4 separate regions of the Mus musculus genome follow, and regions 2, 3 and 4 are each linked to region 1. Evidence: chromatin contacts called from ENCODE POLR2A ChIA-PET data. All regions are on one chromosome and are shown on one strand. The core of a region is the stretch at or near the end of the contact, and the rest is flanking DNA. Distances in the headings are between cores, read along the strand shown. Region 1 holds the start of Coa3 (cytochrome C oxidase assembly factor 3). Region 2 holds the start of Aarsd1 (alanyl-tRNA synthetase domain containing 1). Region 3 holds the start of Naglu (alpha-N-acetylglucosaminidase (Sanfilippo disease IIIB)). Region 4 holds the start of Tubg1 (tubulin, gamma 1).

Region 1 (2,828 bases), core at 27-2,526:
ATTCATGGTATCATTCAATCCCTGGACCTCATCTTACCACTCCTTTAAATTCTCATAGTAGCTTGTATTCTCTGTGTCAATCACTCTAACCGTTATTTGTATCCACTTGCTCATATGTTAACAATTCCCACCTAAAGACTACATAGTTTGAGAGCAATGGCTAGATTGCAGTTCCCTCTTTCTATACCAGGCAATGTAAATGATAAGCACTCTAAACACGTTTATGGAAAGAAGAGTAAAGGGGGCTGGTGGTGGAGAGATGGCTCAAGCAGTTAGAAGCACTGGCTACCCTTCTAGAGGACCAGGGTTCAATTCCCAGCACCCATATGGCAGCTCACAGCTGTCTATAACCTCAGTTTCAGGTGATTGGATACCCTCATACAGACATACATTAATTTTAAAAGGGGGGGGACTCCCCATGATGCCGTGTGCTTTTAATCCCAGCATCTGGGAGTCAGAACATCTGTCAATTCCAGGCCAGCCTAAGCTACAGAGAGTGTTCCAGGTCATGACTCCACAGTGAGACTTTGTCTTTAAAAATAAAAATAAAAAAAGGCACGTGGGGAGTGGTGCAGGGAAGTGGGGGTTAAGAAATAAAAAAAAGAGTGCTAGTAAGCCTCGTTCATCGCTTATAAGCCCCACGACCTCGCACAACAAGAGTACTAGCAAAATATTTGAGTGAAAAACAAAGATCAACGCTCCCCTGCCTCCCGTAAACCTGACTCCCCACTCTGCATCCACACCCACGATCCGGGTCTCCCTGAAGCTGCCCGTCCGTCCCGCAGCCTCCTTCACGGCTTGCTCGTTCTGCTGGGCCAAGTGAAGCAGGGCGTTTTCGATAGTCTCTGTGGTAACCACTCCGAACTGAAAGTCACTACAGTTCACCAGCCTGGGCCTCAAGGGTCCTTCCATATTCATAAGTCTTTCGGAGTACTTGGACAGTTTACGGGATCCATAAACTGGCCTCCTTAGCTTATTTCCAGAATCTTCTGCCACACCTTGGATTCTTCCTTCCCTTTCTATATGTTTGCCCTCGCTTCGAATCTGAGAAAAAACATAATGTCCACCACGGCTTCGAACGGTCAACAGCTTTTCGCGCCCCAACTGACACAGAGAGCTCAGCCAATCAGAAAGCAGGGCGCTTTTCACCTTTCCTGTCCCTCCTCTAGGGCGGAGAGACCCTGCCTCTACCCAGAAAACTCCACGTGGACTACAGCTCCCAGAGTTCCTTGCTGAAGTCAAAGACTACAATTCCTGGCGAGTTCCGGGCTTGACGGCTTAGGGCGGAGCAGCAACATGGCGGCCCCTGGAGCTGGTGACCCTCTGAATGCTAAGAATGGAAATGCTCCATTCGCTCAGCGCATCGACCCGTCGCGGGAGAAATTGACCCCAGCGCAGTTGCAGTTTATGCGGCAGGTGCAACTTGCCCAGTGGCAGAAAACACTGCCACAGCGGCGGACCCGGAACATCATGACCGGCCTGGGCATCGGGGCCCTGGTGTTAGCTATTTGTATCCGTCCTGGCTATACCGCATATGGGGTTAGGGAAAAGGGAACAAGACGTGTAGCTTTTAATGTGCGGGCAAATGAGGTTCATGCCTAATCTTACTATATATACGCAGCGCGTATTGGCTTAGTAATAACAATTGGTTAAGGGTTCAAAAGGAGCAAAAGGGTGGCAATCCAAAATCATTAATTTGGGAAAACAGCAAGGGTGGCTAGACGAAAGGAATGCCCATGTGCTTTGTGGTTTCCTGAACCCACTCCGTCAGATGGTTACACCTTCTACTCGGTGGCCCAAGAGCGTTTCCTTGATGAGCTGGAAGATGAAGCCAAAGCTGCCCGAGCCCGTGCTCTTGAGAGAGAGCGAGCTTCGGGACCCTAACTGTATGGACCATCTTCAAACTGCTGGATCCCCTGTATATGTTGAATGATGCCTGGTGGTCTTACAGCATCACTGGCACACTAACGTCGGACTGTGTGATTGAGCCCAAGAAGCCAGAGACTATGCATTTGGCCGCTGCCAAGGGGGGGATTGCTCACTTCACGTGCAGTTTGTCCAGTTACTCAGCCCTTTTTATTTCCTTGTTTGAGAGGTATGCAACCTTGCCTTTACCCAAACTTTGTGGTTTACCCCTTCACCTCCCAGGGGCCCCGACTCTTAAGGGGGAGGGTGTGGCTTAACTGCAGCGTTGGAACCTTAAAGTGGGAAAGATAGGGTCAAGTTAAAGTAATAAAATGAGTCATGTCTCCCGAAGCCAAGCTAGTGTGTGGGGGCAGAGAGACATATGGCACTTCACGCTGGAAAGCTCCCTGGCACTAGCTGCAGCGGTGGCATTGCCCCAGGGAGCTGTAAATGTTTAACTAGAATTACTTTTTCCGTGAGATCTTTCCACCTGATTTAAGGGAGAGATTACTGGACTGTTTGAGACTGACCCAGGTCTTAGGGGGTAGAAGAAGGTCACTCTTCTGTTCTCTGCCTTCAAGAACAGACTCTTAATGGCACGGGCCTTTTCCTGTCTCTAGCTTGGTAGGTGAAGGATGAGCAAGGAGTAACTTCATTCTTTTAACATTTACTGGTACCTGCCTATACAGGCCTAGGGTGGGGTCTGGAGGGGATCATGCCTTGGCCATTGGATCATTTGGTCATGTAGTTTCCTCATGACCTGGTGGCAAAAAGCCAGAAAGCTGGGCCGCTTCCATCCTGCCTTCCATTGTGAGAGGAGAATGGCTTCGAGTTCCTCACCCTTCTTGCCTGCTTCACAAGTCTTTGTCCCCCACCCCGTCCCTAAGGCATGACAGATACAGACCCACAGCCTTTCTCCTCAG
Region 2 (2,700 bases), core at 73-2,572, 140 kb before region 1:
AGCTTGTGGCCACTTTGCAGTGGGAAGGTGTTACAGAGACCGCTCACCCACAGAGGTCCCTGTCACGCCTGGCCCTTTAGCTTCCTGTACCAGAGTGTGAAGTGTTTTGTTTGTTTGTTTGTTTGTTTGTTTTTAGAAAATGAGAGTTTGGTCCTCAGTGCCCATACCAGGTGGCTCACAACCACCTGTAACTTGGTGTACACATAAGTAAAAATAATATTTAAAAAATCCAAATTATCGCCGGGCGTGGTGGCACACACGCCCTGTCTCGAAAAACCAAAAAAAAAAAAAAAAAAAATCCAAATTATCGGGGCTGGCGAGATGGTTCAGCGGCTAAGAAGAACACTGACTGCTTTTCCAAAGGTCTTGAGTTCAAATTCCAGCAACCACATGGTGGCTCACAATCATTTCTAATGAGATCTGATGTCCTCTTCTGGAGTGTCTGAAGACAACTACAGTCTACTTATTTATAGGGTTAAGCTGAGTGCGCAGAGGTCCTAAAAATTCAACTCCCACCAGGCAGTGGTGACATAGGCCTTTAATCCCAGCACTTGGGAGGCAGAGGCAGGCGGATTTCTGAGTTCGAGGCCAGCCTGGTCTACAGAGTGAGTCAGGACAGCCAGGGCTATACAGAGAAACCCTGTCTCAAAAAACCAAAAAAAACAAAAAACCAAAAAATCAACTCCCAACAACCACATGAAGGCTCATGAGTACAGCTACAGTGTACTCATATACATAAAATAAAAATAAATCTTTTAAAAAAATCCACTTAGCCTATTATTGCTGGGCAGTCGTGATGAATGCCTTCAATCCCAGCACTTTGAAGGTAGAGGCAGGAGGATATCTTTAAGTTCGAGGCCAGCTTGGTCTACAATGCAAGTTCCAAGACAGCCAGGACGTTACACAGTGAAACCCTCTCTCAAAACACCACCACCATCCAAAAATAGAAATTATCATAAATCATAGGTTTCTGAGTTAAATTTCTTCCCTTCAGTTTAAAAAAGTTACATGATGAAATATTATGGGTATTGGTTTTAAGTAAAATATTAACATATGTGTCTTGTGTATGTCCAGCCCCTCTCATTTCCACCTTTATGCCACAGGGCCTCTGCTGGCCAAATCACAAGGCCCCAAGAGCTGAAGAACGTCTTAGCTCCAGTTGTGTATTTAGTTTTGTGGTCTTCCAGACTCAAAACGGTGGCAAAACAGCATAGAACACCTACAGTTGGCAGTTTTAGTAAATTTGGGCACACTATACCCCTTCGTGCCGAGCGCGGTAACGCTTAAGAAAATTTGTCCCACATCGCTCTCCGTCCGCCGCCCGGCTTTTCTGCGCGCGCGGGTCTCTCCGGCCTAGGAGACCGCGATGGCGTTCCTGTGTCAGCGCGACAGCTACGCACGGGAGGTGCGGACCGGTGGGCGAGGGTCCTGAGACCGAGGGGGGCATCGGGAGGGAGGGTGGCTGCAGGCTCCAGTCTCGGCGTAAGAGGGATAATGCTCGCACCCCTCTCCCTGCGCAGTTCACCACCACCGTGGTCTCCTGTAGTCCCGCCGAGCTGCAGACGGACGCGAGCGGCGGCAAGAAAGAAGTGTTGAGCGGATTCCATGTGGTTCTGGAAGACACGCTGCTTTTCCCCGAGGGCGGGGGACAGGTATTAGGAGCAGCCTCAGCCGGACCCCCTCCCCGGAACCCACATTCCAGTTCGCTCCTGCAGAAAAATGCGTTCGCCCTTTCTCAGCCTCAGTAAATCCAGGGGCGTTAGTTCAATGCATTATTCATTCAGCATATGCTTATGTAGGTAAGACACAGGCAGTGTGTCATATTCCAGGCGCTGAAGAGAGACTGAACAAGACAGTACCTCCAAATACACGTGGAGTGCTTGTTGCAGACAGCCCGGTATGCCAGGTATAAGTAATGATAATGTCCCTAGAAATAAGCTGGGTAAAGGGAAAGAGTGGTGGGATGCTCTCTTCTGTAGAGAGCCTTCTGGACAGCTTGGTAGTTGTCTGTGAAGGGAAGGGATGAGCCAATGTAGCTATTTAGTGGTTCTGGGGCAAAAGAAATAGTTCAGGTAGAAGAGCTGTGCAAAGGCCCTGAGATGGAAATCTACACGAAGCATTTTACAGGCACTAAGATGCTCCTCCCAGAATTCAGAAGAGGGGCGGTGCCTTTCAGAGCAGACCTTTTGAGTGCTTTGATGGAGAGCCTAGCTACAGTTTACAAAAAAAAAAAAAAGAAGAAGAAGAGAGTGCCACCCAGAGTGGGGGCTCTGGGAGAGTTTCTTAGCAGCCAGGTTGATGGCATAGACAAGGACAGTGAAGCCTGAAAGAATCTTCCTAACTGTAAACAAAGCGGTGGGATAGTGCTGGAGCTTGTGCATGTTGAGGACAAGCTAGAGAGCTTTGGAACAGTGATTTGGAACAGAGCTTCGGAACAGAGGGCCTTGGAGGGTCTAGGAAGGTATAGACTCCATTCAGGAAACCAGCAAGCTGTGCAAGATCGGAGGCAAGGAAGAATTTGGTAGACCAGGGGAAAGCCTCAGTTGTTTTTTTCTTTTTTTTTTTTTTTTCTTTTTTTGAGACAGGGTTTCTCTGTGTAGCCCTGGCTGTCCTGGAACTCACTTTGTAGACCAGGCTGGCCTTGAACTCAGAAATCCGCCTGCCTCTGCCTCCCAAGTGCTGGGATTAAAGGCATGCACC
Region 3 (2,758 bases), core at 115-2,614, 210 kb after region 1:
AAGCAGTGTTGCTCCAAAGTCTCTGCTTCAGTTCCTGCCTCCAGGTACCTGCCCTGATTGAGTTCCTGCCTTGGAACTCAATCTTGAATCTTCCTGCCTCTACCTGAGTCCTGGGATTACAGACATATACTGCCAGATACTTTGTCCCACCCTGGAAGGCCTCGGTTTCCCAGGGGCAGGGGTGTATGTAAGGCAGGCAGGAGAGTGTGAGGGGCCAGGTTGGCACAAACCCTTTGCCAGATGGCCTCCTGGCCATTCCAAGCCAGAGCCAGGTTGATGCCATTCAGTGCCATCCAGTCAATCTCTTGCTCCCAACGGGCCCAGTCCCACCACACGAAGGAGTAGCTGTGCGTGCACACATTCTGGTAATAGCGGTACCTGCGGGTAGGGGCACATTATTGGGGACATATGGGATGCCTCACTCACCCCTCTGGAACACTTCAGAGGCAGCCAGAGGCAGCTACTAACCCCAACACAGTACGCATACAGGACAGTGGGCAAAGGTTTCAATGTGCCTCCTCTCCTGCTCATTCCAAATCCACCTCGGGTGAAGCTGGAACTTCCCGCAGACCTCCCTAGCTAGTAGCTATTGTGAATACATAACTTCATTTTTATTCAACATGCCCAGAGCTCCTGCTGTGCATCCTGTGGTGTCTTAGGGTGTCAGTGCCATAAGGCAAAATTGGTCTCTCTCATGAAGAGGGCTCACAGTTCCTATAGTTTGTCATTATTTCCAGCAGTGGGGGCTGGGAAGCTAAATGATTTGGCTCAAGAATATACAGCTAGAGGGGAGCCAAGATTTGAAGGCACAGATCCCCGAGCCAGCACTTCCTTCTCAGTCTCCAGGCGAGTCTGTAGCTGCAGCCCCGACTTAGGTGTGCTGGTCCTCACCAACGGTGGCTGTCCCGAGGCTGCAGGCAGCTGCCCCAGCCGTCTGGGACCCACAGCATCAATACCTGTTGGGCGTGGTTTCGGTCAGCCCGTCGGGCACAGCGGGCAGCGGCCACGGCAGGTGCAGCTGAGCGCTGGACCAGGCCACCTGACAGCCACAGAAGTCACGCAGGTAGCGGTGCAGCCCCGCGGCTGCCGCCACGCCCGTGGAGCCGCGCACAAGCACTGGCACCCCGCCGCCGCCGCTCAGGCTGTAGGTGTCCAGGCCCGACTCGTCCGCCAGCGCGCGCTCCACGGACACCAAGAAATTGGCCGCCGGCCCGGGTCCCAGTAGCCGGACCACCAGTTCCCGCACGGCCTTTGCCTCCCGAGCCTCATCACCCACAGAGCCCCCAGCCAGGAGTAGGAACCCCAGAATCACGGCCAGCCCCGCGGCTTCCATGATGCCAACCGCGCGGCCGCTGCCCCCTCACAACCAATACCAAGCTCCGGGCCCGCGGGGCAGGGCTGCCAGCATCCAATCGGCTGCCGACCTCGGGCCACGTGACCTGAAGGTTGGCTCCTGCTACCCGCCCGGAGAACCTGGTTTCCGGACTCAGACACTGGTCAGGGTCTGCTGACCGCGCTCGTGGCTGGAGGGTGCGTGACCCTATGAAACATCCTCGGCCCGATGAGACGCTGCGCATGCCCAAGCCCTTTCAGATTCGGCCCTCTTTCTTCCGCAAGTCACTTCCCTTCCAAATATCTAGCCACTCTTTTAAGCGACGAGAATTGAAGCCAGCCAAGACTTGGCTCTACCACTAAGCTATATTCTAACCCCTCATCTAATAAATGTGTATTTGGATTTTATTTCGTATCAGACTGTTGTTTATATTAGAGAAGTCTCAGTTGTCATTTCTGGCTAAAGATCTGGAAACCAAATAAGGATTTCTCTGGGTGAGAAGATAGCTCAGTGGATAAAGCGCTTGCACCTGAGGACATTCATTTGAATTGGCAGAATCCACATAAAGCTGTCCCAGCATTGGGAGGCTGCAATCCCAGTGCTCCCGGGAGATGAGCGCTGGAGACAGCTGCCCTGATGTATAAAGTGACAGATGGGGAAGAGACCTTATCTTAAGGTAGAAGGTAACACCCGAGATTGTCCTCTATTGACAGCAAAACCCACAACTCTCGCTTCAAAAGGACTGAGAGCTTATTCTGAAGCCCAATATGAATGACCATGGCCCTGGAACAGTTTTAGGTCAACCCAGTTTCCATGTTCCAATGTGGAAATAATTTGAAGTTTTTATAGTAATGGAGCACATATCAAAACACTTTTTTGAATAGATTGGTGGAGACATCAGAAGTGGGTTATAGTGAATCTGGGAATCAGTTGCAGGCTTCAGATAACATTCTTAGCTTCCAGGATGCTGGAAGCTGGTGGTCTGTTAAATTAATGCATTTCAAAGGAAAACTCGTGTTCAGTACGTTCAAAAAAAAAAAAAAAAAAAAAAGACTTACCCATTGTCATAAAGCTGTTAGAAGTTACCTGGTGCGTTTCCTTCTATGAAGTGATGACAAATGATAACCAACAAAGAATGGCAAGGTGAACCAACACCATCTGGCAGTGTCTACTGTCCCTTGGGCTATATTTATGTCTTTTTAAAAGAAACATCATGTGTTTTCTCAAGTATATGCTCTGGTAAAACATCATATCCACCCCCCCCCCTTTTAGGCTGTCTCTAGAAGAACATCATGTGTCTATTCTTAGCAAATCATCTTTTCATGGGTCTGCTTTAGCCAAAACATCTCTCATAAGACAGTTTTTAGAAAAACATTACATGACACAAAGGAGTCTTCAAAGAAACCAGAAATTTTGACTTCAGAC
Region 4 (2,739 bases), core at 131-2,630, 160 kb after region 1:
ATCTAAGTTTGTCTAGTATGTGATGTTTAGCACATTCCTAGAACCTGCCAAATAAACAGTACTGATACAGCCGTGGAGCTTGGAGGTGTGTTATCAGACATTTCTACAGTGAGAGGCCTGAGTGCTGACAATAAGGTAACGAGATACATCAACATAGCCTTCCTTCTCCATTGCGCATTGGTTTTGCTAAGTGAAGTTTGAAATATCTTTGATTTCAGAGTTTTGTTTTGAGTCTGAAGAAGTAGATAAAATATCATAAACCCATGGTACTTACTTCTAGGGTTAGTCAGAGGTTTACAAAGATAACACAGAAAGTATTTAAATGGCCTGCAACAAAGCACTAGCTAGACTGCGTCCTTAGCGTTCCAGTTAGCTCCTGGAGCCATGGCTATCTTACTCAGCACTCGAACATCTCTGACCTAGTTTCATCTGTAGAAAAACCACAGGGCCTGTGCCCACCCACAGAGTTGAGAGCCCTTCAGGGGAACAGCAAATGACCTGGGAGAATCCGCTGGCCCAGTTGTTGCCAGCTCCTCCGCCATGCTCCGACAGGTAGATGTTCTCTGGGTTGTAGAGCTTAGCATAGGAGGAGTTTAGGATGGAATGGATCACCCGGGGCTCCAGGTCCAGCAGCACAGCCCGGGGGATGTAGTGCTCATCATCTGCCTGTCAGAGGGAAGCCAGGATGGGTCAAGTCCTGAAGCCTCCCAACTCTGGCTCCTGCAGGCTCTCCCTCAAGATAGCCACTCTGTTCCCATCCATCCACTCAGAGTTTCCCAGCACCAGATCGCGCTGCCAGTCCCGCCAGGGTCCTGGTCAAGTCACTTGGGGGAGCACCTGGTAGAAAAAGACGTCCTTTCGGTCAGTGCCCTCCGTGGCGAACTCTTCTACGATGCCCTCGGGACTGATGCCATGCTCGGCACATAGCTGTTTCCAGAACTCGAACCCAACTAAGAGAGGGAGGCGGAAGGTGAAGAAAAAAGATACGTGAGTCTGGGTAGGTTCCAAATAGCCAGTGGGGGATTTGAACGCCTGGGTCTAGGGATCTAGATTAGCCTTGGGACTCCCTAGTGTCTAGGCCAATGACTGGACAGGGGAAGGTCCATTGGCTTTAGGCAGTTGGGCACAGGGTTGGGAATCGCCTTTGTGGGGGAGAACTAGGATTCTGCAGACAGACCGAAGCTATGACCTTATTGCGAGGGCCTCTTGCACCTAAGGAACCTGGGAGGCAGAGGGTCTGGGAGGTTCGCTCACTCTGATTGCCGCACTGGCCCAACTGTAGGGTGATGATTTCTCTCGGCATCGCTCCTCAGACATCGGCGTTGCAGTCTCTCCCGCCAGCAACACCGCCGACCGCTAGCGCGCTCGCCGGCAAGACGCAGGCGCCAGACAATGCGCTCCACCCCTAATCGTTCTCCGCTCCAATGGGAGCTGGGTTCTGCAGATGAAATTTCCTCCTTCATCGGGCTTCAGTCGTGCGAGTTGCGCGTGCGCGGCTCCGAATCGCGCTCAGCGCCGGGAACGCATTTCGACGCAGTGTTCTCTTCCGTCTGATGAATGCGCACCGGAGCGTCTGCGCATGCGCGCGTGGGCGTTCCGGCACTTGCCCCGCCCCGCCCCTTCTCCGCCCGGCCGCAGCCAAATCGTGCTTCTGCGCAGTCGGTGTTATTGTGACTCCCGGGCCGTGGCCCCGGATGTTGTGGCTGCTGAAGGGGAGATGGAGGAGGCTGAAGGGGTGGCCGCGGCCCCGGGTCCAGCTTCGGGGTTGGCTTTCAGGGGCCGCCGAGCTATGTCCGGCTCCTGGGAGCGCGACCAGCAGGTTGAGGCGGCGCAGCGGACCCTGGTGGAGGTGCTGGGCCCTTACGAGCCTCTGCTGAGCCGGGTGCAGGCAGCCCTGGTGTGGGAGCGGCCGGCCAGGAGCGCCCTGTGGTGCCTGGGGCTGAACGCGGCGTTCTGGTGAGACACCCGGACCCTCACTGACCCTACTAGGCGGGAATTCCTCAGGTTGTTCTGGGGGGGGGGGTGTCGATCTCTCACCTGCCCTGTCCTGCCTTCTTTCGTCGCCCTGGCTGCTTCTGATACTTGCCTGATAATGCTTCACTTTCCCCAGCATCCCGCCTGCCTCCAGGCTTTGGCACCCCGGGTGCTCGCAGGGCCTTCCTGGTCTTCTCCACTTGCCCCCACGACTCGCCAGAGAATCTGGTACCATCCCGTGTCGCTCGCAGTAAGCCGGGGTGCCTCTTGTTAGCGAGAGAAAGTGATTTCACTTCGAGACCATTTCCTCCGTTTCTCTTGCTTGCCCCAGGGTGGTGGTTCCGAGAGGTTTTAACTTAACGATGATGGGAGGAGAGGCAGAAGGGTATCCCTGGGTGTGAGGAGGAAAACAAGCTTGAGCCGGTTATCATGGATTATTAGCATGTTAGATACCGTCTCACCCAGTCAAGTTGGTGAAGTTTGTGTGGAGTTTCAGCTTGAAAGAAAAGTAGATGTATTAAGAAGGAAAAAATTAAAAAACAGTGGTGATCTTTCATCTGTTTCAGAGCCACTTAGGATTGCAACGCTTCCCCCCAAAAATTAGACCTTAGCTGTGGTTCAAGGAGTTTGAGGCTGTCTGAGAGCCGTTGAGTTCTCTTTCACTGGACAAGTGGCTTTATATTAAAGTGTGTGTTTCATTCTCTGGAAAAAATGAGAGCACCTAGGAGGAGTTTGGGCTTCATCGAGTCTACCAACCATGGTTTG

Evidence for each region. ChIA-PET counts read pairs that join two places held with the same protein, here RNA polymerase II (POLR2A).
Region 2: POLR2A ChIA-PET joins it to region 1 with 12 read pairs in Patski. The contact joins the promoter of Aarsd1 here to the promoter of Coa3 in region 1. POLR2A ChIA-PET finds 5 or more read pairs at or near these places in 3 of 5 experiments (Patski and embryonic stem cell).
Region 3: POLR2A ChIA-PET joins it to region 1 with 12 read pairs in embryonic stem cell. The contact joins the promoter of Naglu here to the promoter of Coa3 in region 1. POLR2A ChIA-PET finds 5 or more read pairs at or near these places in 3 of 5 experiments (Patski and embryonic stem cell).
Region 4: POLR2A ChIA-PET joins it to region 1 with 13 read pairs in embryonic stem cell. The contact joins the promoter of Tubg1 here to the promoter of Coa3 in region 1. POLR2A ChIA-PET finds 5 or more read pairs at or near these places in 3 of 5 experiments (Patski and embryonic stem cell).

Annotation. Positions count from the first base shown.
Region 1 is chr11:101,277,396-101,280,223 of GRCm38, reverse strand. It overlaps Coa3 (cytochrome C oxidase assembly factor 3), which reads left to right and starts at 1,276. Exons shown (of 2, transcript NM_026618.2): 1 at 1,276-1,510; 2 at 1,772-2,254. The coding sequence starts at 1,297. The coding sequence ends at 1,884. Cntd1 (cyclin N-terminal domain containing 1) reads right to left here and starts at 1,021. Exons shown (of 7, transcript NM_026562.2): 1 at 744-1,021. The coding sequence starts at 918. Wnk4 (WNK lysine deficient protein kinase 4) reads right to left here. Exons shown (of 19, transcript NM_175638.3): 19 at 2,815-2,828.
Region 2 is chr11:101,416,055-101,418,754 of GRCm38, reverse strand. It overlaps Aarsd1 (alanyl-tRNA synthetase domain containing 1), which reads left to right and starts at 1,322. Exons shown (of 12, transcript NM_144829.1): 1 at 1,322-1,405; 2 at 1,521-1,652. The coding sequence starts at 1,367.
Region 3 is chr11:101,068,700-101,071,457 of GRCm38, reverse strand. It overlaps Naglu (alpha-N-acetylglucosaminidase (Sanfilippo disease IIIB)), which reads right to left and starts at 1,364. Exons shown (of 6, transcript NM_013792.2): 1 at 957-1,364; 2 at 231-378. The coding sequence starts at 1,333.
Region 4 is chr11:101,118,758-101,121,496 of GRCm38, reverse strand. Tubg1 (tubulin, gamma 1) reads right to left here and starts at 1,380. Exons shown (of 11, transcript NM_134024.3): 1 at 1,255-1,380; 2 at 838-950; 3 at 499-666. The coding sequence starts at 1,303. It overlaps Retreg3 (reticulophagy regulator family member 3), which reads left to right and starts at 1,656. Exons shown (of 9, transcript NM_026501.3): 1 at 1,656-1,956. The coding sequence starts at 1,718.